Regions from separate parts of the Homo sapiens genome. Here region 2 is linked to region 1. The links are chromatin loops, found by intact Hi-C in ENCODE. Cell type or tissue: endothelial cell of umbilical vein. All regions are shown on one strand. Links, peaks and the distances in the headings refer to the core of each region. The heading gives the core; the rest is flanking DNA. Region 1 has its middle 27 kb from the start of PAPSS2. Region 2 overlaps MINPP1 (multiple inositol-polyphosphate phosphatase 1).

The links. Peaks named below come from ENCODE experiments on the same cell type or tissue, not always from the same donor. Only the 100,000 strongest peaks of a DNase experiment are listed, where the experiment ranks them.
Region 2: it touches region 1 in a loop (3-fold over the local background); 5 of 110 quality-filtered maps call a loop at or near these places.

The regions. Positions count from the first base shown.
Region 1 is chr10:87,626,930-87,638,465 of GRCh38, forward strand. No RefSeq gene overlaps it. Among named protein-coding and RNA genes, the nearest start is that of PAPSS2, 27 kb to the right of the region's middle. RefSeq lists enhancers at 1-423, 10,307-10,356. In endothelial cell of umbilical vein, for the core only: no CTCF peak of the experiment used is centred there; a DNase peak (open chromatin) is centred at 8,972; H3K27ac peaks cover 1,912 bases.
Region 2 is chr10:87,525,668-87,542,349 of GRCh38, forward strand. All of the region lies in intron 4 of MINPP1 (multiple inositol-polyphosphate phosphatase 1), which reads left to right. Among named protein-coding and RNA genes, the nearest start is that of MINPP1, 29 kb to the left of the region's middle. RefSeq lists a silencer at 11,573-11,622. In endothelial cell of umbilical vein, for the core only: a CTCF peak has its summit at 8,130; DNase peaks (open chromatin) are centred at 6,724 and 8,144; H3K27ac peaks cover 1,450 bases.

The DNA of each region.
Region 1 (11,536 bases), core at 6,406-11,405:
CCTCCTGCCTTGGCCTCCCAAAGTGTTGGGATTACAAGCGTGAGCTACCGTGCACAGCCAGTAATTTAAAATATTAAATTCATGTTATGTTTGATTAAATAATAGATAATCATAAAATCTCTAAGTCATTTGTAAGCTAAAATACTAAAACAATAATAAACATAAGTTTAAGTTTATATACTTTGACATCTTATTTTTATATGATATAGAAAAGCTAAATATACTTAATGAACAATAATTTAAGGATGCATATTTCTAAAAAATTATAAAATAGTTTTCATCTATAAATACTGATACAAAACAGTTCAAAATTATTTGCTAGGGTTTTCACTAGAACTTAGGTTACTAAGAGTTTAAATTACAGTTAATATATGTAATTAAAACTACTAGATGTAAGACAAACAATTCTGTATAAAGTGTATAAACAAGCAAGATGTGCTTTTAGTGAGGAAAGCTATAAAGTGTGTGTTTGTTAAAAAGACTTTTTTTTGTCTAGTTTGAAGTTACTTAAAGGTTCTTTCAAGTAGAAGGAATAAAAAAGATGTAGATGAAACTCATATAGAAAGTTGAAATGAAAAAGAATTGTATAAATGTACGAGAGATTACGAAAAGTTTATGGAAATCTGGTGTGGTCAAAAGCCAACCGAGGTTTGTTTATAAGTTTTTATTAAAATTAGCTTTGATATCAATAAATACACTAATACAAAAGTAAAATTTTGTTTTATCTTTTGAAAAAAAAATTTCATGTAGTATTAATAAGACAAGTAAAAGTGGCTGGGTGTGGTGGTTGATGTCTTTAATCCCAGCTCTTTGGGAGACCAAGGCAGGTGGATCACCTGAGGTCAGGAGTTCAAGACCAGCCTAACCAACATGGTGAAATCTCATCTCTACTAAAAATATGAAAATTAGACAGGCATGGTGGTAATCCCAGCTACTAGCGAGGCTGAGGCAGGAGAATCCCTTGAACCCAGGAGATGTAGGTTGCAGTGAGTCGAGATCATGCCACTACACTCCAACCTGAGTGACAGAGTGAGACTCCATCTCAAAAAAAGAAAGAAAAAAAAAAAAGACAGTAAAATATTTTTGTTCACCTTTTGAGTAAACTGCAAAAAAAAAAAAACAAAGAAAAGGAGACAAGGGGAGACAGATTTTTTTTTTCTCATATTGTCTTTCTCAGGTCTTTTGATTGCTTGGGTAACTGTGTCTTCTTACTATCAGAGAATAAAGATTTGTGCTTTTAAAAACTTTTTCATTATCACATTGGCTATATAAATGACTATTATTTTACAATGACCTGTGATTCTATTTGGCCAAGTGTTTTAAACCTTTGGCATATTTGACAAGCTTCCTGAAATCACATTTCAACTTCAAAATTTGTCTTTTTTGTTGTTGTTTTTGACCTCTAACTTCAGGGTGCTAAAGAGGGCCTCTGAAGCATACAAAAGAGAGATAAACAGTATTGATATGTTAAATTACATGGAAAGCATTGTCAAATAAGAAATACTGTTTAACCTTCTTCAAGTTATATTTTTATAAATGTTATTAATATATGTTCTAAAATTGTATGGAATTCCTAAAATTCTGATATGTCTGTATGCTATCAGCCATAATTATGGTTATATTAAATTTTTGTAGGTCACAAAATAACCAAATTTCCTTCTCAATTGTACTCTTTAACTGTGATCATTTTAAGTCATTTCCACAGTTAATTGCTTACTTCTGATACAGTTTCTGGAAACTTCACAAGCAAGCAAAATCCTAGAGCATTGTGTCTTCAAGGAGTTTCATGAAAACGATAAAAAGAACCCTGACAAGCACTCTTGAATAAGGCTTCTGATAGCTTTAGGATAATAACATTTGGACTTGGTAAGAATTCCCAGAATTCTAATGAAGAAACCGACTGGTTTATAAAATTGCTAACCTAAGCAGGATAAAAATTAATTGGATACCAAGAAAATACTTTGCCAGATTTTCAAGCTAAATCAGTCAGTATTGAAATTGTTTAAATATGCAATTTGAATGAATTTCATGCTCCAAGTCAAATGATAACTCATCTAATAAACAGTGCTATGCTCCTAAATTGAAGAAACGAAATTGATATTCAAGAGGGTATAAGTTCAATGTTAAGCATGGACTTATGGAGAGCCTGGATGGCAAACTAGACCTTCTTGGTCCTTAAAGCTTCCAATATTAAAAGCTTTGCATTCCATGACTTATAATGGAAGAAATAAAAATATAAATTAAACACACACACACACACACACACACACACACTGACTATTCTAAACTGCTGAAATAATTTATGACCAATGTTTGCTTTGTCAAACCCAAAATCCTGCAAAGATGATCAAAACTTCAGGTACATTTCTGATACCTGATGGCCTGTTTAAACATTTATAGAGGGATTTCATGCAATTGTTATTTTCAATGCATGTTTTCTGGTTGTATAGAAGGTTTCCCATGCAAGAAGATTGATGTTATTACAGCAGCTAAAAGGTTATTAGAAATTGTTTTTCTCTAATGGGACATTTCTGGAGAAATCTCTAGTGATAGAGGTACTTGTTTCACTGAACAAGTTGTAATAGTTAAATATGGTATTACAGATACAATAGCAATAAATAAAACTAACTGAATATTGAATTGCCTTGGTCAGAGGTATTGCAGAATGATGACAGTCAGATCCATTTAAAGCGGAAAACATAAGTTGACCCCTTATGCAATAATCACTGGAAGGCTTATGCACTTAATAATAGAAGCTCATTATCTTTTATCACTAAACTCTGATATGACTAAATGCGGCAAGACTTTTAATGCATTGTGCCAAAGTGTATTTTCACCAGGTGAAGAGGTTTTTCATGGTCCACTGACTAAGGACGATCAAACCCTTCACAATCTATAATAGAACCTGGAGACTGGGTCTTCTAAGAACAACATCAAAGAAAAACTACCTTTGCCACCCGCACTGCGGCAAAACTTGAGGATCTTGAACCTTGAGTTCACAACTCAGAAGCTCCCCTCCAGACTCTTGGAACTATATAGCCATTGGGTACCTAAGATAAAGCTAACCAGGGAAGTTTCTCCCCAGAAACAGACAGCATCTTTGACATACACAGCTTTTTCCCAAGAGCATGTTTTAAGGCTTCTCTGCTATCATGAGATTCTCATCTCTAAATTTTTTCCTTGCCTATGTCTCTGTGAACAATAGAACTGAAAAAGGGGCCTCTTGTGTGCACTCATGAGGTATACATTTATTTTTGGAGGATGTCACAGCCAGCCTTATCAATAAACAATCTTCTGCCTTGACAGACGGAAGAGGAAGGGCCAATGTAAGTGAGAAATTTTAATGGTAACTTTGTTGCTTCATTATCTATCAAAACCAGAACATTTGTCCACACCTCTTAACCTACATCATAGGTTAAAGAGAACATTGCCAGAGGCCTTCATTCTTTTGGATGGGCATCATTTATTAGGTCTGTTTTTCCATGGTTTAAAGTAAATGAGGCAATGATTAGAAATGTATCCCTCGGCTGGGCGCGGTGGCTCACGCTTGTAATGCCAGCACTTTGGGAGGCCGAGGCTGGCAGATCACTTGAGGTCAGGAGTTTGAGACCAGCCTGGGCAACATGATGAAACCCCGTCTCTACTAAAAAGACAAAAAAAATTAGCTGGGCGTGGTGGCGTGTGCCTATAGAAGGCTGAGGCAGGAGAATCGCTTGAACCTGGGAGGCAGAGGTTGCAGTGGTCTGAGATTGCGCCACTGCACTCCAGCCTGGGCGACAGAGCAAGACTTCGTCTCAAAAAAAAAAAAAAAGAAAGAAATGTATACCTCATAATAGTCTGTAGATCTGTACAGCAGATTCTACTGCAAAGGCTATGGTTACACAACAGACTTTAAACTCTCTTGTGTATGTTGTGCTAATTAATAGAATTGCTCTAGATCATCTACTGGCTAAACAGAAGTATCTGTGCAGTTGCTGATACATCTAGTTGCCCATGGGGAAATACACTGGACGTTATAGAGACTTGACTGTAGGGAATTAATGAACAGGCTGCTTGGTTGGAATGAATAGACTTTTTATCTAGCTCATTCTTTGGTCTATTTGATTTTAGTTGGTTTGGTTCATGGGAACCCCGGCTAAGGAGCATACTTCAAACTTTTGGTATTACCCTCCTGATAGTTGTAATAAGAGTCTCCCTGGTTTGTTGTATTCCCTCAAAAGTTTTAAATATTTGCAAGCAGCCATCCATAAAATGTCAAATGGTCTTTCTTCAACTGGAATGATAAAAACTAAAAGAAATATGAACATGGGGTAACGTAACCTAAGAATGATATGCTGAGAGTGGAAACCCAAAATGATGATAACTGAGAGTGGTGCTAAGGCTGTAAGTTTTGGTTATACTCTCACCTAAATGAGAACCTAACCAAAAGGGGAGAATTTTTAAACAAAATGATGGGAGACCATTATTTTGGATTGAGCTCAGGTAGTAGGCCACAACAGACCAGACCAAACCAAACCAAAATGGAGTCACTCATGCTAAATGCGACATAATCAAATTGAAATTTTAATGAAGCAGGTAGGTCCTAAAACAGGCCAAGTTTCGTTTTTCTCCTGTAAACAGGAGATTGCAGCACAAGAAGGTCCCCTCTACTGTAACCCTTACAAACATAGGCTGGGCATGGTGGCTCACACCTGTCATCTTAGCACTTTGGGAGGCCAAGGTGGGTGGATCTCTTGAGCTCAGGAGTTCAAGACCAGCCTGGGCAAATGGCAAAACTCCATGTGTATTAAAAAACAAAAACAAGATGCCTTTATTCCCACCTTGCAAAACCCACTGTTTTGCTATTTCTCAATGGGATTTAAGACAGCATAAGGATATTTAGCATGGTAGTAGAGTAACATCAATGCCTACAGTTTTGGTCAATCTCTCAAAACTGGGGAATTGCTAAATTAAATTTAATCCAAAGCGCCTACTTACATATTTTAAGTTTGACCTAACTTATGGTATCTTCATACTGAATAAACTGTAACCTAACTGGATGTATTAGTCCATTTTCATACTGCTATGAAGAAATGACTGATGTAATCCCAGCACTTTGGGAGGTGGAGGTGGGTGGATCTCAAGGTCAGGAGATCGAGACCATCCTGGCTAACATGGTGAAACCCCGTCTCTACTAAAAATACAAAACAAAAATAGCCAGGTGTGGTGGCAGGCACCTGTAGTCCCAGCTACTCAGGAGGCTGAGGCAGGAGAATGGCGTGAACCCAGGAGGCAGAGCTTGCAGTGAGCTGAGATCACGCCACTGCACTCCAGCCTGGGCAACTTGAGTGAGACTCCGTCTCAAAAAAAAAAAAAAAATTAGACTGGGTAATTTATAAAGAAAAAGAGGTTTAATGGACTCACAGTCCTGCACAGCTGGGGAGACCTCACAATCATGGCAGAAGGTGAAGGAGGAGCAAAAGCACATCTTACATGGCGGCAGGCAAGAGAGTGTGTGCAGGGGAGCTGCCCTTTATAAAACCATCAGATTTCATGAGACTTATTCACTATCATGAGAACAGCATGAATGCCTCCATGATTCAATTACCTTCCACCAGCTCCCTCCCATGACATGTGGGGATTATGGGAACTACAATTCAAGATGAGATTTGGGTGGGAATACAGCCAAACCGTGTCACTGGATTTGTAAACAGACTGTAAACTACTCTTGTGTTGATCACTGAGTTTTGGCCTATCAAAGGCGGCCAACTCTTCAAACCGCATTCAGATAAGGCAATTGCCAAGCTGTAACTGATCCAGCCAGTTTTGTACCTCATTTTCATTTTCTGTCTGTCACTTTCCTTTTTCTGTCCATCAATTTTCAACCATGTGGCTGCTCCGGAGACTCTCTGAACCTATTCAGGTTCAGGAGTTGCCAGATTTGTGAATCATTCTTTGCTCAGTTAAACTCTGTTTAATTTGTCTTAGGTTTTTCTTTTAACACTCAGTTGTAACTCTATTGCCTACATAAGTTGGAGAATGAATATGGCTCTGGAGTGACCGACTGACTGGCTTGCTCAGGACTGAGATATTTTCCAGGACTTTTGATTTTAAAACCAGGACAGTCCCAGGCAACCCCTGATAGTTGGTTACCCTTTTTGGGTATTGAAAGGCTCTGAGCCATACTATGTGACCATTCTATTTCATTAATCTTTCTATTCTGAATCCTTCCTCTGATATTCTGTGGCTAGACCTTATCCTGAGTTATAGACCTGGGAATAATGCCTTGAAAGTTAAATGGTTCCTTTGGATAAAGTAAGTCTATTAACCAAAGACAAGTCCATTTGCAATGGACTTCAGCTCTCTGAGTCTTTATTGAAGTCTTGAGCTCTCTATTAAAATCAAGTAATCTCTATTAAACACAAGTAATCACTGGCTGATTCAGGTGCTTTATAAATCTATTTTAATAATTTGCTGGAGGTTGTAAATTATAACAAGGTGAATGAAGCCAGTGATGAAGTGTTGTGTTGGGATAGCTTTCTCCCTGAGAGGAGAAACTGAGGCAGATAAGAACTGAGAAATGGATAGAAAATTATCCAAAGAAGTTACACAAATTGGCCAATAAACACATGAAAAATGTTCAATATCATTAGCCATCAGGGAAATGAAATGCAAAACCATGAGACAGCACTTCACACTCACTAGGATGACTATAATAAAAAAGACAGACAGTAACAAGTGTGGGGGAGGATGTGGATAAATTGGAACCCTAACACATCACTGATGAGATTCTAAAACGGTGCAGTCACTTTGGGAAACAGTCTGGCAGTTCCTCAAATGGCTAAACAACAGGTTGACGTATAACCTAGCAATTCCACTCCTCAGTGTATGCCCAAGAGAAATGGAAACACATATCTACACAAAAACTTGCATGTGTGTGTTCACAGCAGCACTAGTCACAATAGCCATAAGGTGAAAACAACCAAATGTTCATTGATAATGAATAAATAAAATGTGGTATATCCATATGATGGAATATTTATAAAATATTTCATAAAAGAAATACTGATACATGGTACAACATGGATGAACCTTAAAATACTACGCTAAGTGAAAGAAGCCAGACACAAAATGCCATATACTCTATGACTGCATGTCTATGAAATATCCATACCAGGCAAATCTATAAAGAGACAGTAGATTAGTGATTGCCAGACTCTTGGGTTGGGGGTGGGGGTTGGGAAAATTGTGGAGTGATGGTCAAGGAGTGCAGGAAGTTTAGGGGGTAATGAAAATATTATAAATTTGATTTTGATGATAGATGCACAACTCTGTGAATATACTAAAATTCATTGAATGGCACACTTTAATTGGGTGCATTTTATGCTATGTGAATTACATCTCAGAGCTGTTAAAGAGAAAGAAATAGAAGATTGTTCTGAGCTTTGCTTCTGTTTCATGGCACAACCAAGACCGCATTACAAACCTGACTCAACAAGGTTACGTGAAACTCAGGCTCAGCAAGTCCCCACCTCATCAGACTCTCTCTTCATGTCAGTGAGAAAAGTGCCAGGAATGTTAAGTTCTTCTTACTATGGGATTTAAAAAAGGAAGTGACCAGGTCACTATCTGTATTAGTCAGGGTTCTCCAAAGGGACAGAACTAATAAGATATATGTATATATGAAAAGGAGTGTAATAGGGAGGATTGGCTCACATGATTACAAGGTGAAGTCCTATGACAAGCCATCTGCAAGCCAGGGAAGAGAGAAGCTGGTAGTAGGTCAGTCCAAGTCTGAATGCCTCAACACCAGGGAAGCAGATAATACAGGCTTCAATCTGTGGTCAAAGGCCCAAGAGCCCCCAGCAAGGCACTGATGCAAGTCCTAGAGTCCAAAGGCCAAAGAACCTGGAGTCTGATGTCCAAGGGCAGGAGGAAGAAAAGAAAGAAGACTCAGCCAGCAAGGTTATTCCACCTTCTTCTGCCTGCTTTGTTCTAGTCACACTGGCAGCTGATTGTATGGTGCCCCCCACATTGAGGGTGGGTCTTCCTCTCAGTCCACTGACACAAATGTCGATCTCCTCTGGCAACACCCCTCACAGACACACCCGAAATAATACTTTACCAGCCATCTAGGCATCCTTGAATCCAATCAAGTTGACATCTAACATTAATTTCACAAGTCCACACCTTGTCAATTGGGCACCCATATACATCTCCTGAAATCATACTTAATCTCCAAATAAAGACAATAAGAAGGTCATAATTACACCTACCAGAACACAACTATTCTTCATACAACCGAAAGCACACTAATCTTTAACCTAAATGCTATTACATAAAGTTAGCACTTAAATACTGCTATGAAGTCAATAAATCTTATGTTACATGATAAAGGTAAAAGCAAGTAAATGAAGATATTTCTTCAATATGGGTGTAAACATGCACAAACATATTCTTAACAAAATAAACAGGAATTACAGTCCTCATTTCTGCAAGTGGTCATAGCTCATATTGATAACTACCTTCTTCTACTACACATTCTATATTCCCTTTGCCTTCAGCAAGCCCCTTAGCTGGTGATTTTTTACCTGGTGGAGTGAACTAAATCTTCATCCTTGAAGGGCCTGGGTTATTTGTAGTCATGCCTGGATTGCATTTTTATAGTTTCCCATTGATCTTAATCACAGGGCATGGTAATACTAAGAGATGGCCTAAGGAATCTCCTGTATTCCAGACATGCTCTTCTTGACCTCCATTGTGTAGTAGTAGACTGATTTTATCTTGATAGTTCGGGTCAATCACCCCAGTCAACACTGTAACTCCTCTTAGCCTGTTGACTTAGAGGCAGGAGGAGCCCAAAGTGGCAAGGTGATAGTCTTAACTTCCAGTTCAATTGAATCATTGTGTCTTCTGGTGGCAACATTCTTCCCTCTGGAACTAAGACCTCTAGGCCTTAATTGACAGCAGAATGTAACGTTGCAGGAACAGGAAGCAAACGTTTTGCTAATGAGTCACTAGGGGTGACGGTGAGTGGTGCCACTTTCACTTCTACCCCTTGATTCCTAGACAGGCTATGGGAGAAGCAGTTTCATACATTGAATGCTGATTCAGAGCACCCACCGTCTTCTGCAGAACTTTGTCCCAGGCCTGCAAAGTATTGTCACCTAGTTGGTGCTGTGATTGTGACTTCAAAAGGCCATTCTTCCCATTCTATCAAGCCATCTGCTTCAGGATGATGGGGAATATAGTAAGACCAGTGAATGCCATGAGCATGAGCATACTGCCACATTTCTTCAGCTGTGAAGTGAGTTCCTTTTTCAGAGGCAATTGTATGTGGAATACAATGATGGTGGATAAGGCATTCTGTGAGTCCATGGATGGTAATCTTGGCAGAAGCATTGCATGCAGGAGAGGGAAATCCATATCCAGAGTAAATGTTTATTCCAGTAAGAACAAACTGCTGCCCTGTCCATGGTGTAAGAGGTCCAATGTAATCAACCTGCCACCAGGTAGCTGGCTGATCACCCCAAAGAATGATGCCGTACTGAGGGCTCAGTGTTGGTCTCTGCTGCTGGCAGATTGGGCAATCGGTGGTGGCTGTAGCCAGGTCAGCTTTGGTAAGTGGAAGTTCATGTTGCTGAGCCCATGCATAACCTCCATCCATTGCCACCATGGCCATTTTGTTCATGAGCCCATTGGGCAATGACAGGGTTGGCTGGGGAAAGAGGCTGAGTGGTGTCCACAAAATGGGTCATCCTATCTACTTGATTATTCAAATGCTCCTCTGCTGAGGTCATCCTTTGGTGAGCATTCATGTGGGACACAAATATCTTCACGGCTTTTGACCCCTCAGAGAGGTCCACACACATACCTCTTCCCAAGATTCATTTGTCACCAATTTTCCAGTTATGCTCCTTTCAAGTCCCTGACCATCCAGCCTAACCATTGGCTACAGCCCACTAATCAGTATATAATCCCACATCTGGCCATTTCTCCTTCCAAGGAAAGTGCACGACCAGGTGCACTGCTCAAAGTCCTGCCCACTAGGAAGATTTCCCTTCACCTCTGTCCTTCAGGCATGTCCTAGAAAGGGGCTGTAGTGCTACAGCTGTCCACATTCAGGTGGTGTCTGCATACTGTGCAGTACCATCTGTAAACCAGGCCCTAGTCTTGTCTTCCTCTGTCAACTGATCATAGGGAAATCCCCATGAAGCCATGGGTGCAGCCTGGGAGAGAGAAGGCAGGGTGGTAGGAGTGGGGACCACGGGCATTTGACCCACTTCCTCATGTAACTCTCTTGTGCCTTCAGGACCTGCTCAAGCCCAATCATGTATATACCACTTCCATTGAATGACAAAATGCTGTTGTCCATACCCAACTTTATGGCTAGATGGGTCAGAAAGCACCCAGTTCATGATAGGAAGTTCAGGTCGTGGAGTAGCTTGGTGACTTGTAGTCAAAGGTTCAGTTTCCACCAAGGCCCAGTAACAGGCCAAAAGCTGTCTCTCAAAAGGAAAGTAGTTATCTTCAGAAGATGGTAGGGCCTTGCTCCAAAATCCTAGAGGCCTCTACTGTGATTCACCTATGGGGCCCTGACAAAGGCTCCAAACAGTATCCCTATCTGCCACTGACACCTCAAGCACCATTGGGTCTGCTCGGTCATATGGCCCAAGTGGCAGAGCAGCTTGCACAGCAGCCTAGACCTCTTGCAGAGCCTTCATTTGCTCTGGGCCCCACTCAAAACTAGCAGCCTTTTGGGTCGCTCAATAAATAGGCCAGAGTAACCCACCCAAATGAGGAATGTGTTGCCTCCAAAATCCAAATATGCCCACTAGGCCTTGTACCTCTTTCTTGGTTGTAGGAGGGGACAAATGCAACAATGTATCCTTCACCTTAGAAGGAATATTTCAACAGGCCCCTCACCAGTGGACCCCTAGAAATTTCACTGATATAGAAGGTCCATGAATTTTAGTTGGATTTATTTCCCATACCCTGACATGAAAGTGTTTCACCAATAAGTCCCGAGTGCTTGCTACTTCTCACTCACTGGGTCCAATTAGCATAGTGTCACTGATGCAATGAACTAGTGTGATATCTTGTGGAAGGGAAAAGTGATCAAAATCTCTGTGAGCAAGACATTGCTGGCCTTGCTGGCTGAAGGCAAATTGCCTCTGGTAGGCCTTATGGACAGGAGTAAGAGGCAAATTGCCTCTGGTGGGCCTTATGGACAGGAGTAAAGAAAAAGTTACCAGGTACCAGGAGATGTGTTAATTTGCTCAAACAATGAACCACATCTAGTATAGCAGCTGCAATTGGAGTCACCACTTCGTTAAGCTTATGATAGTCCACTGTCATTCTCCAGATCCATATGTCTTCTGCATAAGCCAAATAAAAGAGTTGAGGCCAGGCGCAGTGACTCATGCCTGTAATCCCAGCACTTTGGGAGGTGGAGGCAGGGGGATCACGAGGTCAAGAGTTCAAGACCAGCCTGGCCAATGTGGTGAATCTCTACTAAAAATACAAAAATTAGCCGGGCATGGTGGCGTGTGCTTGT
Region 2 (16,682 bases), core at 5,728-10,727, 100 kb before region 1:
GTATATCTCCTAATGCTATCCTTTCCCCCTCCCCCTACCCCACGACAGGCCCACGCCATGACAGGTGTGTGATGTCCCCCATGCTGTGTCAAGTGCTCTCATTGTTCAGTTCCCACCTATGAGTGAAAACATGCAGTGCTTGGTTTTCTGTCCTTGCGATAGTTTGCTCAGAATGATGGTTTCCAGCTTCATCCATGTGCCTACAAAGGACATGAACTCATCCTTTTTTATGGCTGCATAGTATTCCATGGTGTATAAGTGCCACATTTTCTTAATCCAGTCTATCATTGATGGACATGTGGGTTGGTTCCAAGTCTTTGCTATTGTGAATAGTGCCGCAATAAACATACATGTGCATGTATCTTTATAGCAGCATGATTTATAATCCTTTGGGTATATACCCAGTAATGGGATGGCTGGGTGAAATGGTATTTCTAGTTCTAGATCCTTGAGGAATCACCACACTGTCTTCCACAATGGTTGAACTAGTTTACAGTCCAACCAACAGTGTAAAAGTGTTCTCACATCCTCTCCAGCACCTGTTGTTTCCTGACTTTTTAATGATTGCCATTCTGACTGGTGTGAGATGGTATCTCATTGTGGTTTTGATTTGCATTTCTCTGATGGCCAGTGATGATGAGCATTTTTTCATGTGTCTGTTGGCTGCATAAATGTCTTGTTTTGAGAAGTGTCTGTTCATATCCACCCACTTTTTGATGGGGTTGTTTGATTTTTTCTTGTAAATTTGTTTAAGTTCTTTGTAGATTCTGGATATTAGCCCTTTGTCAGATGGGTAGATTGTAAAAATTTTCTCCCATTCTGTAGGTTGCCTGTTCACTCTGATGGTAGGTTCTTTTGCCGTGCAGAAGCTCTTTAGTTTAATTAGATCCCATTTGTCAATTTTGGCTTTTGTTGCCATTGCTTTTGGTGTTTTAATCATGAAGTCCTTGCCCATGCCTATGTCCTGAATAGTACTGCCTAGGTTTTCTTCTAGGGTTTTTATGGTTTTAAGTCTAACTTTTAAGTCTTTAACCCATCTTGAATTAATTTTTGTATAAGGTGTGAGGAAGGGATCCAGTTTCAGCTTTCTACATATGGCTAGCCAGTTTTCCCAGCACCATTTATTAAATAGGGAATCCTTTCCCCATTTCCTGTTTTTGTCAGATTTGTCAAAGATCAGATGGTTGTAGATGTGTGGTATTATTTCTGAGGGCTCTGTTCTGTTCCATTGGTCTATATCTTTGTTTTGGTACCAGTACCATGCTGTTTTGGTTACTGTAGACTTGTAGTGTAGTTTGAAGTCAGGTAGCATGATGCCTCCAGCTTTGTTCTTTTGGCTTAGGATTGTCTTGGCAATGTGGGCTCTTTTTTGGTTCCATGCGAACTTTAAAGTAGTTTTTTCCAATTCTGTGAAAAAAGTCATTGGTAGCTTAATGAGGATGGCATTGAATCTATACATTACCTTGGGCAGTATGACCATTTTCACTATATTGATTCTTCCTATCCATGAGCATGGAATGTTCTTCCATTTGTTTGTGTTCTGTTTTATTTCCTTGAGCAGTGGTTTGTAGTTCTCCTTGAAGAGGTCCTTCACATCCCTACAATTGTGAATGGGAGTTCACTCATGATTTGGCTCTATGTTGAGTAGGAGTGGTGAGAGAAGGCATCCCTGTCTTGTGCCAGTTTTCAAAGGGAATGCTTCCAGTTTTTGCCCATTCAGTATGATATTGGTTGTGGGTTTGTCATAAATAGCTTTTATTATTTTGAGATATGTCCCATCAATACCTAGTTTATTGAGAGTTTTTAGCATGAAGGGCTGTTGAATTTTGTCAAAGCCCTTTTCTGCATCTATTGAGATAATCATGTGGTTTTTTCCTTTGGTTCTGTTTATATGATGGATTACTGATTTATTGATTTGCATATATTGAACCAGCCTTGCATCCCAGGGATGAAGCCAACCTGATCATGGTGGATAAGCTCATCAGGGATATTGGTCTAAAATTCTTTTTTTTTGTTGTGTCTCTGCCAGGCTTTCAGGATGATGCTGGCCTCATAAAATGAGTTAGGGAGGATTCCCTCTTTTTCTTTTAACTGGAATAGTTTCAGAAGGAATGGTACCAGCTCGTCTTTGTACCTCTTGTAGAATTTGGCTGTGAATCCGTCTGGTCCTGGACTTTTTTTGGTTGGTAGGCTATTAATTATTGCCTCAATTTCAGAGCCTGCTATTGGTCTATTCAGGGATTCACCTTCTTCCTGGTTTAGTCTTGGGAGGGTGTATGTGTCCAGGAATTTGTCCATTTCTTCTAGATTTTCTAGTTTGTTTGCGTAGAGATGTTTATACTATTCTCTGATGATAGTTATATTTCTGTGGGATTGGTGGTGATATCCCCTTTATCATTTTTTATTGTGTCTATTTGATTCTTCTTTCTTTTCTTCTTTATTAGTCTTGCTAGCAGTCTATCAGTTTTGTTGATCTTTTCAAAAACCCACCTCCTAGATTCACTGATTTTTTTTGAAGGGTTTTTTGTGTCTCTATCTCCTTCAGTTCTGCTCTGATCTTAGCTATATCTTGCCTTCTGCTAGCTTTTGAATGTGTTTGCTCTTGTTTCTCTAGTTCTTTTAATTGTGATGTTAGGGTGTCAATTTTAGATCTTTCCTGCTTTCTCTTGTGGGCATTTAGTGCTATAAATTTCCCTGTACACCCTGCTTTAAATGTGTCCCAGAGATTCTGGTATGTTGTGTCTTTGTTCTCATTGGTTTCAAAGAACATCTTTATTTCTGCCTTCATTTCGTTATGTACCCAGTAGTCATTCAGGAGCAGTTTGTTCAGTTTCCATGTAGTTGAGCGGTTTTGAGTGAGTTTCTTAATCCTGAGTTCTAGTTTGATTGCACTGTGGTCTGAGAGACAGTTTGTTATAATTTCTATTCTTTTACATTTGCTGAGGAGTGCTTTACTTCCAACTATGTGGTCAATTTTGGAATAAGTGTGATGTGGTGCTGAGAAGAATGTATATTCTGTTGATTTGGGGTGGAGAGTTCTGTAGATGTCTATTAGGTCTGCTTGGTGCAGAGCTGAGTTCAATTCCTGGATATCCTTGTTAACTTTCTGTTTCGTTGATCTGTCTGATGTTGACAGTGGGGTGTTAAAGTCTCCCGTTATTATTGTGTGGGAGTCTAAGTCTCTTTGTAGGTCTCTAAGGACTTGCTTTATGAATCTGGGTGCTCGTGTATTGGGTGCATATATATTTGGGATAGTTAGCTCTTCTTGTTGAATTGATCCCTCTACCGTTATGTAATGGCCTTCTTTGTCTCTTTTGATCTTTGCTGGTGTAAAGTCTGTTTTATCAGAGACTAGGATTGCAACCCCTGCTTTTTTTTGTTTTCCATTTGCTTGGTAGATCTTCCACCATCCCTTTATTTTGAGCCTATGTGTGTCTCTGCACATGAGTTGTGTCTCCTGAATACAGCACACTGATGGGTCTTGACTCTTTATCCAATTTGCCAGTCTGTGTCTTTTAATTGGAGCATTTAGCCCATTTACATTTAAGGTTAATATTGTTATGTGTGAATTTGATCGTGTCATTATGATGTTAGCTGGTTTTTTGCTAATTAGTTGATGCAGTTTCTTCCTAGCCTCGATGGTCTTTACAATTTGGCTTGTTTTTGCAGTGGCTGGTACCGGTTGTTCCTTTCCATGTTTAGTGCTTCCTTCAGGAGCTCTTGTAAGGCAGGCCTGGTGGTGACAAAATCTTTCAGCATTTGCTTGTCTGTAAAGGATTTTATTTCTCCTTCACTTATGAAGCTTAGTTTGGCTGGATATGAAATTCTGGGTTGAAAATTCTTTAAGAAGGTAGAATATTGGCCCCCACTCTCTTCTGGCTTGTAGAGTTTCTGCCAAGAGATCCACTGTTAGTCTGATGGGCTTCCCTTTGTGGGTAACCCGACCTTTCTCTCTGGCTGCCCTTAACATTTTTTCCTTCATTTCAACTTTAGTGAATCTGACAATTATGTGTCTTGGAGTTGCTCTTCTCAAGGAGTATCTTTGTGGCGTTCTCTGTATTTCCTGAATTTGAGTGTTGGCCTGCCTTGCTAGGTTGGGGAAGTTCTCCTGGATAACATCCTGAATAGTGTTTTCCAACTTGGTTCCATTCTCCCCATCACTTTCAGGTACACCAGTCAGACGTAGATTTGGTCTTTTCACATAGTCCCATATTTCTTGGAGGCTTTGTTCATTTCTTTTTGTTCTTTTTTCTCTAAACTTCTCTTCTCGCTTCATTTCATTCATTTGATCTTCAATCACTGATACCCTTTCTTGCACTTGATTGAATCGGCTACTGAAGCTTGTGCATGCATCACTTAGTTCTCGTGCCATGGTTTTCAGCTCCATCAGGTCATTTAAGGTCTTCTCTAGGCTGTTTATTCTAGTTAACCATTCGTCTAATCTTTTTTCAAGGTTTTTAGCTTCTTCGTGATGGGTTCGAACATCCTCCTTTAGCTCACAGAAGTTTGTTATTACCAATCGTCTGAAGCCTTCTTCTCTCAACTCGTCAAAGTCATTCTCCGTCCAGCTTTGTTCCATTGCTGGTGAGGATCTGTGTTTCTTTGGAGGAGAAGAGGTGCTCTGATTTTTAGAATCTTCAGCTTTTCTGTTCTGGTTTCTCCCCATCTTTGTGGTTTCATCTACCTTTGGTCTTTGATGATGGTGATGTACAGATGGGGTTTTGGTGTGGATGTCCTTTCTGTTTGTTAGTTTTCCTTCTAACAGTCAGGACCCTCAGCTTCAGGTCTGCTGGAGTTTGCTGGAGGTCCACTCCAGACCCTGTTTGCCTGGGTATCACCAGCGGAGGCTGCAGAACAGCAAATATTGCAGAATGGCAAATGTTGCTGCCTGATCCTTCCTCTGGAAGCTTCGTCTCAGAGGGGATGGGTTGTCAGTCGGCCCCTACTGGGAGGTGCCCCCCCAGTTAGGCTACTTGGGGGTCAAGGACCCTCTTGAGGAGGCAGTCTGTCCGTTCTCAGATCTCAGACTCCGTGCTGGGAGAACCAGTACTCTCTTCAAAGCTGTCAGACAGGGACGTTTAAGTCTGCAGAAGTTTCTGCTGCATTTTGTTCAGCTACGCCCTGCCCCCAGAGGTGGAGTCTACAGAGGCAGGCAGGCCTCCTTGAGTTGCAGTGGGCTCCACACAGTTCAAGCTTCCTGGCGGCTTTGTTTACCTACCCAAGCCTCAGCAATGGTGGACGCCCTTCCCCTAGCCTCACTGCTGCCTTGCAATTCGATTTCAGGCTGCTGTGCTAGCAGTGAGCGAGGCTCTGTGGGCATGGGACCCTCCGAGCCAGGCGCAGGATATAATCTCCTGGTGTGCCGTTTGCTAAGACCATTGGAAAAGTGCAGTATTAGGATGGGAGTGTCCTGATTTTCCAGGTACTGTCTGTCATGGCTTCCTTTGGCTAAGAAAGGGAATTCCCTGACCCCGTGCGCTTCCCGGGTGAGGCGATGCCCCGTCCTGCTTTGTCTCATGCTCCGTGGGCTACACCCACTGTCTGACAAGCCCTAGTGGGATGAACCCGCTACCTCAGTTGGAAATGCAGAAATCACCTGTCTTCTGCATGGCTCACACTGGGAGCTGTAGACTGGAGCTGTTCTTGGAACCTCCTCCTCATCATCTTGCTTATTTTCTTATAATTTGCTTATCTCACCTACAAATAAATTACAGAGGGAAAAATGCAACTAATTGAGCACTCCATTTTTGGTAGCTAGTAGCTGATGGTATTTTAATAAACTGAGAAGCTAATGAGGTGAATTTTCATGCATGGCTTGTAGTAGCAGGTGCAGTTCTGTGGTGTAGAGGCAATATGACATAGTAGGCAGTTGCTTGGATTTGGTTTGACTCCTGGTCCTGCTTTATGGATGCTGCAGATTCCTTACTTTGGAAAAGAGGAATGAAGAATGCCTAGCCCTAATGTGAAAATTCAAAATACTCCAAACTCCAAAACTTTTTGAGTGCGGATGTGATGCAGCAAGTCAAAAATTCCACACCTGACCTCCTGTGATGGGTTGTAGTTGAAACTTTTAAAATTATTTAAAATATCGTATAAAACTACCTTCATGCTATGTATGTAAGGTGTATATGGAACATAAATGAATTTCATGTCTAGACTTGGGTCCCATCCCCAAGATTATATATATGAAAATATTTCAAAATCTGAAAAAATTTGAAATCCAAAAGATTTATGGTCACGAACATTTTGGATAAGGAATACTCAACCTATACCTCACCTGACTCATGGAATTGTGATAATCAAGTGAGATAATACTTATTAAAGCACTTAGTATAATATGATATACAGACATGGTATTGGTATTATATGTGATAGTTCTCTGGCCCAAACATGTCCTTAATGTCTTTTTCAGATATTCACACACCCTTCCCCTCTACCACCCCTGCCCCCCTTGGCAATTGTCCAAATAATGAAAACAAGAGCTTTGTGAGACTTATTCTTTTCAAACTTTATGGCGTCATTTATTAAACTAACTTCCTTTTCATTGCAAGATGGAAAACATTTTTACTTCTTTTGGATGATTATGCCTTGTGGCTTGAAAGGAAAATTCATTCAACAAAGCAGCTACTATGTTTATATGTCAGGCAGTGATGACTGAGGCAAAGTCATTGCACTGTGGCTCTTACAGTCTAGAGAAAATAAAAACATTTTATAAAAGCCATGTATAATGATATAACTGTTTATGTAAGATTGTGAAACAATGTAAGAAGTTGAAAGAGAGAGTTTGACCCTTTAAGACAGGAAATCGTTTTGGCCACCGCCTCTTGTTCTAACTGAAGAAGGAATCAACAAACACTGCTCAGCAGTGAGCGATGATGAAGAAACTGGCAGATGGTTTCCTGGGACTGGGTATCTCTGTACTAAAAGACTGATGAGGATTTTAAAAGATGCTTATTTTGCTGAATTAAGATTAAACCTTAAAATAGGAAAGGAGAATAAAGTACGGTTTGAGACTTCTGTCAGGTTTCTCTCCTAAAAACAGATTGACTAGTGCTGTGAGAAGCACTTCTAAAGAAAATCAATATATGCTCAGCAAGGAGCAAGTAAGTTGTTTTTTGTTTGTTTGTTTTTAACTAATGGACTTTTAAAAGTAATTTTAGGTTCACAGCAAAATTGAGTAGAAAGTACAGAGAGTTCCTACTTACTGCTTTTCTCCACACATTGACAGTCAGGCACCAGTGTGGTAGAATAATAAGCTTTTAATAGAATGTTTATCTTTGTGTTTTTCCTGATCTCTTCTATCAAAACATTAGCCTTTTTTTTTTTTGTACATGACTTAAAATCCTTTTTTTAAATTTGGAATTAGAGTTTATAAGTGAGTATTTTGACATCCATATTTTCTGACAAAATGACTTTCACTTTCCCAAGTTCCCAGGCTATTTTTGCTTTCTCCATCCCACCCCTACCCCTTGTTAGAATGTTAGTATGTATACAGATTGGTTTTTTTTAATATTAACATTAAATCAGGGACATTCTTCAGTGCCACTGAATTTTTTTTTCAACATAATTTTGATAGCATGGTTTTACTTCATGGAAAAAATGGAAGATTGCAAATTGTTAAATTTTCAGTTAAATATAACCGGCCCTTGAAATTCAGCTCCTTGCATTTTATTAGGAACTTGATTTTTATTTTCCTTTTTGCACCATCACTATAGTAATGGGATTAAAGTTAAAACCAGCAAATTTAAGCAGATATTTCTATTTAAGCAGATATTTCTATTTAAGCAGCTGTGATTAGAAAAGCAGATTGAATTCACTGAAGAAATGAAGTATCTCCAGATTTTATTTTACTGTCTCCTTCCCCATATATCTGTTAATATAATCTTTTTAGATTCGAGGATTTCAACAAGTTACTTCATGTTTTCTCAAAGATTTATTTTGGGTCTATAATTACTTGCCTCGAGATCTTCCATTTTAAGTTAATTACTATAAAATATTTTTTACTGTTACTAAATACCTCAACTCTCAGTGTTAACCTTTTTTTTCTACCTTTTTGTTGGGTTTCAAATCATTGATATTTTCAGATTTCATAGTCTATAAGGTATGGCTTTTTAAAGCTGTGTAGTCCCATATTTTAACGTAAGATGGCAGCATTGAGATAAATGTGTAGTGACACCAAGTGATTTTAGTTATTTGGTCAATTAGCCCATTGTAACAGGGGAAACTTGCTGCTTTAAAGTTCTTAGAAATGTACGCCAATTCTAGGTGTTTTTGCCAACTTTTTGAAGTCACAGTTCCATGGAGTTTAGCCAGGGGTATCAGGAATCTTTTCAGTGCTAGGAATCTCTGTAGTGTTGAAAGATACTGGCTAAATATTTTTTTTTTTTTTTTTTTTTTTTTTTGGAGACAGAGTCTCGCTCTATCCCCCAGGCTGGAGTGCAGTGACATCGTCTCGGCTCACTGCAACCTCTACCTCCCAGGTTCAAGTGATTCTCATGCCTCAGCCTCCCAAGTAGCTGGGATTACAGGCACCTGCCACCATGCCCAGCTAATTTTTATATTTTTAGTAGAGAGACAGGGTTTCGCCATGTTGGCCAGGCTGGTCTTGAACTCCTAACCTCAGGTGGTCTGCCTGCCTTGGCCTCCCACAGTGCTGGGATTACAGGATTACAGGGGTGAGCCACAGTGCCCGGCCACATACTGGCTAAATATTAATAAGTAAAAGTTTATATAACTAGCCTGGCTGTACTCTGAATTCATATTCAAATGTCCAGCTGCCTTTTGAATAGACACTTTTTGACTATCACTAGATTGTAGGTCTACTAAGTAGTTATTCATTATTTCTGCACAATTATTTTACCTTTGTACATTTTTTTTTAAAACTATTCTTGTTGAATTGTATCCAGTTTTGTAAGAATCACTCTTAAATCTGTTGTCATATCTATTCTTGTCATAGTTGGAGAGTATACCTACTCTGTGCTGACCCCAACAGTAGAACCGGAAGGCAAATCTTGTTTCAGTTACTATTTTAAAAAAAGAAACCTCACACACACAAAACCCCACAACTTTTTAATAACTGTTAAATAAGTAGAATAGGCTGTTTTGTGAAGTAGTAAGTGTCCTATTTTAGAAATATGCTAGTTGAATCTGGATAACTGTGTCAGAGATTCTATGGAAGAAATGCTTCTACCACCTAAGAGGTTAGGAAATTATTTCATGGCTCCATAACTAAAGGCTCAGTTCATTTCAATTCAGCAAGCAGTTTTTGAGCACATACAATGTGTGGTCACAATGCTAGGCATTGGGAATACATAAACATGGATAAGAAGTTATACCCGCTACATCCAAGGGGCTCTCAGTCTAGTAAGGAAGATGTCTTAAGAAAGTAATTTAGTCAAAAGCGAAAGGATGCTTGGGAAAGTAAGTCATCTCTGCAGTTCATGGTAGTTGGAAATGGCTTCTGTGTGGATGTAAGATGTAAGGTGAGCCTTAATCATTGACACTGTAGTGTAATGGAATTTGCATTGGCATAGGATTATTAAAACTCAAATCCTTGTTCAGCGTTTCCTAACCAAAATTTTGTCATCTTTAAAATTCAGGTAATACTCATGTTTCAAGGTGTTGAGAAGGTTGAGTGGAGTTCTGTGTTCATGTATGTCTGTGTACCACACAAATACATGTAAAGACACATTTATCTTTTACTACTATGCTTTACACAATTAAGTATTTTATTAATTGTTATTAATACCATCATGACAATCATTCCAGGCAAAATTTGGCTAGAGAAGAATAAGGAAGACATCAAGGAAGAAGAGTATTGAGCAAAGGCCTATGTGGGAATGAAAATGTAAAATGCCCAAGTTAATTTGATGGTTTGAGTTAGACAGTGTTGGGAAATAAGCTGTTAGGGTGTTATCTATGCCAGAGAAAAACAGTATACTTTACCTGTCATCTAGATGCTGATTTAAAAATTTTCCTGGCCTGGCGTGGTGGCTCAGACCTGTAATCCCAGCACTTTGGGAGGCCAAGGCAGGAGGATCGCTTGAGCCCAGGAGTTTGAGACCAGCGTGGGCAACAGGGGTAATCCCTACCTCTACAAAAGAAAAAAAAAATTAGCCAGGCGTGGTGGCATGTGCCTGTAGTCCCAGCTACTCACGAGGCTGAGGTGGGAGGATCACCTGAGCCAGGGAGCTCGAGTCTAGGGTGAGCCGTGATCATGCCACTGTACTCCAGCTTGGGCAACAGAGCAAGACCCTGTCTCTAAATAAATAAATAAATAAATTAAGATTGTTCCTATTTCTGCTTTAGTTATTTGTGTTAATTTTAAATAAGTTCCATGTATTCTGAGGTTTACACTTAAACATCTCTCTCCTTAATTAGAACATAGACAAGTAAAGTCTATTGTTATTTTTCAAGAATATTTGGACAAATCTATTGAAATAAATATACAGCGTTTTCCAGGTTATCTTTGATAACCCACTATGTTCAGGTTATTTGGCTGGCAACAGAGGGTATATACAAAGATGAATGCATTGAAATTGTCTCCAAACTCAAAGTTTAGAGAACACTTATAATAGCACTAAAACAGATAAAAACAAAATTACTGAGAGAGAATTAATTTGAACTCTTTGGGGTTTGGTAAAGGCTTTATGAGGAGTCTTTGAAGTAGGCTACCAAAGACTTTTCTTTCACTAATCTCAGCATATCAGCTCTTAGTAATTGTTTTGATGTGTTTTTTAATAACTCGATTGAGGTATAATTCATGTAAACTGTACATATTTAAAGTGTACAATTTGGTCAGTTTTTACATATATATATACGCCCATGAAACCATCACCATAATCAAGATAAAATATCCATCACATCCAAGTTTCTTTGTGACCCTTTCTAATTCACTTTCTACCCCCATTTTCAGGTAACACTGATACACTTTCTGTCACTATACATTAAGTTGTATTTTCTAGGATTTTATATAATGGAATCATAGTGAATTTTTTTTTGTTGGGCTTCTTTCACTCAACATAGTGATTGTAAGATTCATCTGTGTTGCTGATGAATCTAATAGTTCATTCCTTTTTAAGACCAAGTAGTATTCTGTTACATAGATCCACCACCATTTGTTCACCTTTTGATGAACATTTGGTTATTCACAGTTTTAAGGCTATTGCAAATAATGCTTCTGAATATTTGTGATCTTTGTATGTTATGATTTGATTTCTTGGGAACCTACCTAATTAGATGGAATGGTTGAGTCTTAAGTAGGTGTATTTTTCACTTTTTTTTTTTTGAGACAGAGTCTTACTCTGTTGGCCAGGCTAGAGTGCAGCGGCACGATCTTGGCTCACTTCAGCCTCTGTCTCGTGGGCTCAAGCAGTTCTCCTGGCTCAGCCTCCCAAGAAGCTGGGATTACAGGCATGTGCCACCACGCCCAGATAATTTTTGTATTTTTAGTAGAGATGGGGTTTCATCATGTTGGCCAGACTGGTCTCGAACTCCTGACCTCAGATAATCCACCCACCTCAGCCTCCCAAAGTGCTGGGATTACAGGCATGAGCCACCGTGCCCGGCCGTCTTTTTCACTTTTTAAGAAACTGCCAAACTTTTCCCACCAATGTATGAGAGTTTCAGTTGTTCCACATCCTGCCAACGCTTCATATGGCAGGTCTTTTTAATTTTAACCATTCTAATGGGTGTGTAGTAGTACTTTGTTGTGGTTTTAGTTTGCATTTTCATAATGATTAGTGATACTGAGCATCTTTTCATGTGCTTATTTACATCTATATATCTAGTTTGGTGAAGTCTTTATTTTGTGTGCTTTTTAATTGGGTTATCTTTATTACTGTTTGTGTGTGTGTGTGTGTGTGTGTGTGTGTGTGTGTGTGTTGTCTAGGTACAAGTCCTTTGTCAGATTTATGCTCTATAGGAATATATTCTCTTAGTCTATGGTTTGCCTTTCTTAAAAAATATATATATATTAATGGACTGATTTTGCCCCATTATTGAGGCATTTCACCCTGAGTATTTATATGTACCCTGTGTATTTTGAGGTTTTCCCACTCTGGCTTATGTGAAAACTATTCTGTTTTTTTGTGTTAGCTTTGGGAATTTTTTTTCTTTTTTTAGACGGGGTCTCACTCTGTTACCCAGGCCAGAGAACAGTGGTGCGATCATAGCTCACTACAGCCTCAACCTCCCAGGCTCAGGCAATCCTCCCACCTCAGCTTCCCAAGTAGCTGCGACTACATGCATATACCACCATGCCTGGCTAATCCTTAAAAAATTTTTAATACATGGAACTTATTTTTATTTATTTATTTATTTTTATTTTTTTCTCACTGTGTTGCCCAGGCTGGTCTCCTGGTGGGCTCAAGCAGTCCTTCCCCTCTGCTTCTGGAGTCACTGGGATTATAGATAGGAGTAATCTGTAATTAGCTCTGCTAATTTTTTTTTTTTTTTTACCTATTCCTTTTCAATGTTTTTTCTCCGGGATTTGGATAGTTTTCTCATACGCATGTGCTGTTCAGTGCCAGCTGAAAATTTGAGGGAGCCCCTGCTGGTCTGCAGCACTCTCTTCTCAGGTACTCCTGCTGTGAATTCAGCCAGTGTGGCCTCCCTAAATTCTCACTCCCATCTCAGCTGCTCAGGGCGACTTCCCGAGCTGTTTGGGCATCCCCTCCCTGTGCCATAGTCTGGAAACTCGGCAGTAAGCTGGGGCAGTTGTTGGAGTCACCTCCTTTGCCTTCCTTTTCTTATAACTATTGTTGAGTGTCTGAAACTTTGTATGTTTTGTTCAGCTTTCTGGTACTTTAAGGTAGGACAGTAAATCTGGTCCCTATTACTCCGTCTTGACTGGAAGTGGAAACTGTTTCAGTGTATTTTTGCTTGAGGAAGAAAAATGTCATACTTGAGTCATTTTAGTTCTTGATTTATGTTAAGCTGTTGGATTGGTGCTTCTCCAAATACTCACTGGAACTGATGTTTCAATTAGATGTGGAAGACTTAACAACAAATTTTTTTCTGGTAATTTTCTTCCCAAAGCATCTGGCAGTTCATGTTGCTTATTTGTATACTTACATAAATATGGGAATTATATGAGTTGTGTAAAGCTGTATTTGATATTCCTGGATCATGTTTAAAAACATACTTTGCATAACATCAATTGAGTGTGAAACGTGAATTAAGAGCTTAGAAAGATCTAGCTGAGTACATTTGGGGGGAAAACATGCAATTATTAGTTGTTTTTTCTGGTTGAGCTTTTTGAATAACTTGAAGTAGTTGCTTTGTATCCTTTATCTACTTTGAACACACACATAGTTATCAACCCTCATTAAAAGACAGGATTTTAGACTTAAACTTTGTTTTTGGTTGAAGACATAATAAAATCTCCTCACCAATTTCTGTAAGTAAAAGGAGGGGTGTAATTTGGAGAACTGCAGTAATCCTCTTAACCATTTTCACGCTGTTATTCCTAAAATAAGAAGGGTTGACCAGATCTCAAACCTAAAACATTATGATTCTGTATATTTCTATCCAGACATTTATATAGATTACTCATTTGCTTTCATATATTTGTATTAATAGTTTACATTTTCAAGCAAAATATGTATCTTTTCAAGTGGTTTTGTCACTTTTTGGAAAATGCAACATTCCAAGTTTAATGCATTTTTATCAAGGAGAGAGCAGAGTTAAAGGTGTAATTCCTTTTCTTTGGGATACTTCTGCCAAGAGTCTCAAAGAAAGAATAGTCATTACAATGTAATGGGGGATGTAAGTTAATTTGAGAACTATGACTAGTTGGATCAGAATGCAGAGCATCTGAATTTTTCTTAATTTGGTGTTAAATATTCATTCTACTTAGACATTTTAAATATAGTATTAGGACAAAATTATCAGACATTTGTGGAATATATATGACTTTGGGGATATAAACCAATATGGGACAGAATTATAGACACATTATTCCTCAGGATGTCACATTGTAATATATAGCACGGGGATTCTTGGGGTATAGAGTCTGAAATCCCAAAACTATATTTAAGTTTTTATGGACCACATGCCTTTCTTTAGTACGAAGTTCCATTTTCTTAGATTCTCAGATGGTTTCATGTCCTTTGTGAAAGTTAAGAACCACAGATGCAGTGAGGATTGAGTGATTGCTTTGGCAGCCCTCCTTTAAAAAACATTTACCTCTTCCTGTATTTTTTGCTTGTTTGTTTGTTTTGAGACAAGGTCTTACTCTGACACCCTGGAGTGCAGTGGCGTAATCATGGCTTATTGCATCCTCGACTTCCTGGGCTCAAGTGATCCTCATACCTCAGCCTCCCAAGTAGCTGGGACTACAGGCATGCGCCACAGCGCCTGGCTAATTTTGTGGGGAGTTTTCGTAGACACAAGGTCTCTCCATGTTTCCCAGGCTAGTCTCAAACTCCTGGGCTCAAGCAGTTCTCCCATCTGAGCCTCCCAAAGTGCTGGGATTACAGGCGTGAGCCACCATGCCCAGCTTATTCTTCTGTTAAAGGAAAAACTTGGTCCTTTCTGTCATGGTATCCTGAACCTCACCACTCTGTTTATTGAATGGTAGTGACAAAGCCACATGAGACCATAGATAAAATATAGCAATCTTTATGCTCTTAGCAATCTTATGACAAAATACATGCAAGAGGTTTTATATAAGAAGAGCATAATTATGAGTATAAACTGAGAAGGAATTCGTTTCACATTTGTTGTGTTTTTTGCCCTCCTATACCTACATGCCTATGTTTCTCTCTCTTTCTCCTCTCTGTCAGTCTCTCTCCTCTCTCTGTCTCTGTCTCTGTCTCTCTCTCTGTCACACACACACACACACACACACACACACACTTTCTTACTCCCTCATTCAGACATATACACATGCTCATACCCATTTATTGTTGCCAGTATTTTGGGCTTGTTCATAGACCAGCTTTGGTTTGTTGGAGAAGGTTGGAAGTGAAACCAGAAAAGTTGTCATACCATCTTTGTGATTTTGGTGTATTCAAAGAGAAACTGGAGATTTGGTTCCTTCAAATAGTGATTGGGCATATACTAACTGGAGTTCCTAGGAGATGGTTTAAGAACCAGATTGGACTCTTTTAAGATTAACTCTAAATTGTGACACAGGGCAAAGAGCAGCATGTTCATAGACTTGGAACCAAATCACTTCTTCATAGAAATTAGTGATTTACTTTATACAGTCCTGGCATATACCTTTAATGGCTTCTGGTAAAAATTGGATCATAAATAAATACTTTTGTGAATTTGTTTTTCGGTGTTTAAAAGTTATAAAAACAAACAAACCCTACTGTATGTGCACACACACAAACTCCACAGCTGTCTCAGCTTCCACCAGTTGAAGGTATCCAAGTCTCCATTTTTGGTGTCTGTATACTTGCAATAGAAACATAATTTGTTTTTCCATTTGACACTATGCTACTTAACTTTGTCAAAGAAAATAGAAATGTGAGTAATCCTTATAAATGGGCAAACACAGCTATTTAAGAAGGATTATATATTAGCTCTTTGGAAGCTCTTTTGGTCATAGATAATTACCTGGAGGCAGTTGTTTTTTTATATACCCGAGTTTGATATTTTGCCAGTTGAGTTTCAAACAATGAAGTAGAAATTTGTTTATATATTGCTTAGTCATTCTTGTTCATAAGAAGAGCATTCTGAAATTCTTAACTATGAATGGGACCTTGATTTGAACCATATAGTTTAAAATGCCTGAAAAATTATTGGCTAAGTCCTCTTGAATTTTATACCTCATGATTATGAGTTAGATGTTTTACTTATTCCTTCTTTGGGAGTTGTTTGGAAAAAACTCAAACCCTGTTTTTCCTCTGCCTTCACACCAACACAACAATAGTCAACACAACTTCTGCGTTAGTCCATTCTTGCATTGCTATAAAGAAATACCTGAGGCTGGGGAAGAGACACTTAATTGGCTCACAGTTCTGCAGGTTGTAAAAGCATGGCTCCAGCATCTGCTTCTGATGAGGGCCTCAGGAAGCTTACAGTCATGGTGGAAGAGAAAGGGAGCCAGTGTACCACATGGTGAGAGCAGGAGCGAAAGCGAGAGAAGGAAGAGGTCCCAGGCTTCTTTACACAACCAAATCTCATATGAACTAACTGAGCAAGAACTGACTTGTCACCAAGGGGATGATGCTAAACCATTTGAGAGGGATCCTCCCCCATGTCCCAGTCTCTTCCCACCAGGCCCTACCTCCAATGTTGGGAATCACGTTTCAACATGAGATTGGGAGGGGACAAACATCCAAACCATATCATTCCAACCCTGGCCCCCTAAATCTCATATCCCCACATTTCAAAATACAGTCATGCCTTCACAATAGTTCCCCAAGTCTTAACTCATTCCAGCATTAACTCAAAAGTCCCAAGTCTGAAGTCTACAAAGTCTCATCTGGAGATGAGTTTCTTCCACCTGTGATCCTGTGAGATCAGAAATGAGTTATTTACTCCCAAGATACAGTGGTAGTACAGACATTTGGTATACCTCCTATTCCAAAAGGGAGAAATCAGCCAAAAGAAAGGGGCAGTAGGCTCTGTGCAAATCTGAAACCAGCAGGGCAGTTGTTAAATCTTTTTTTCTTTTTCTTTTTCTCTCTCTCTCTCTTTTTTTTTTTAAACAGAGTCTCACTCTCTTG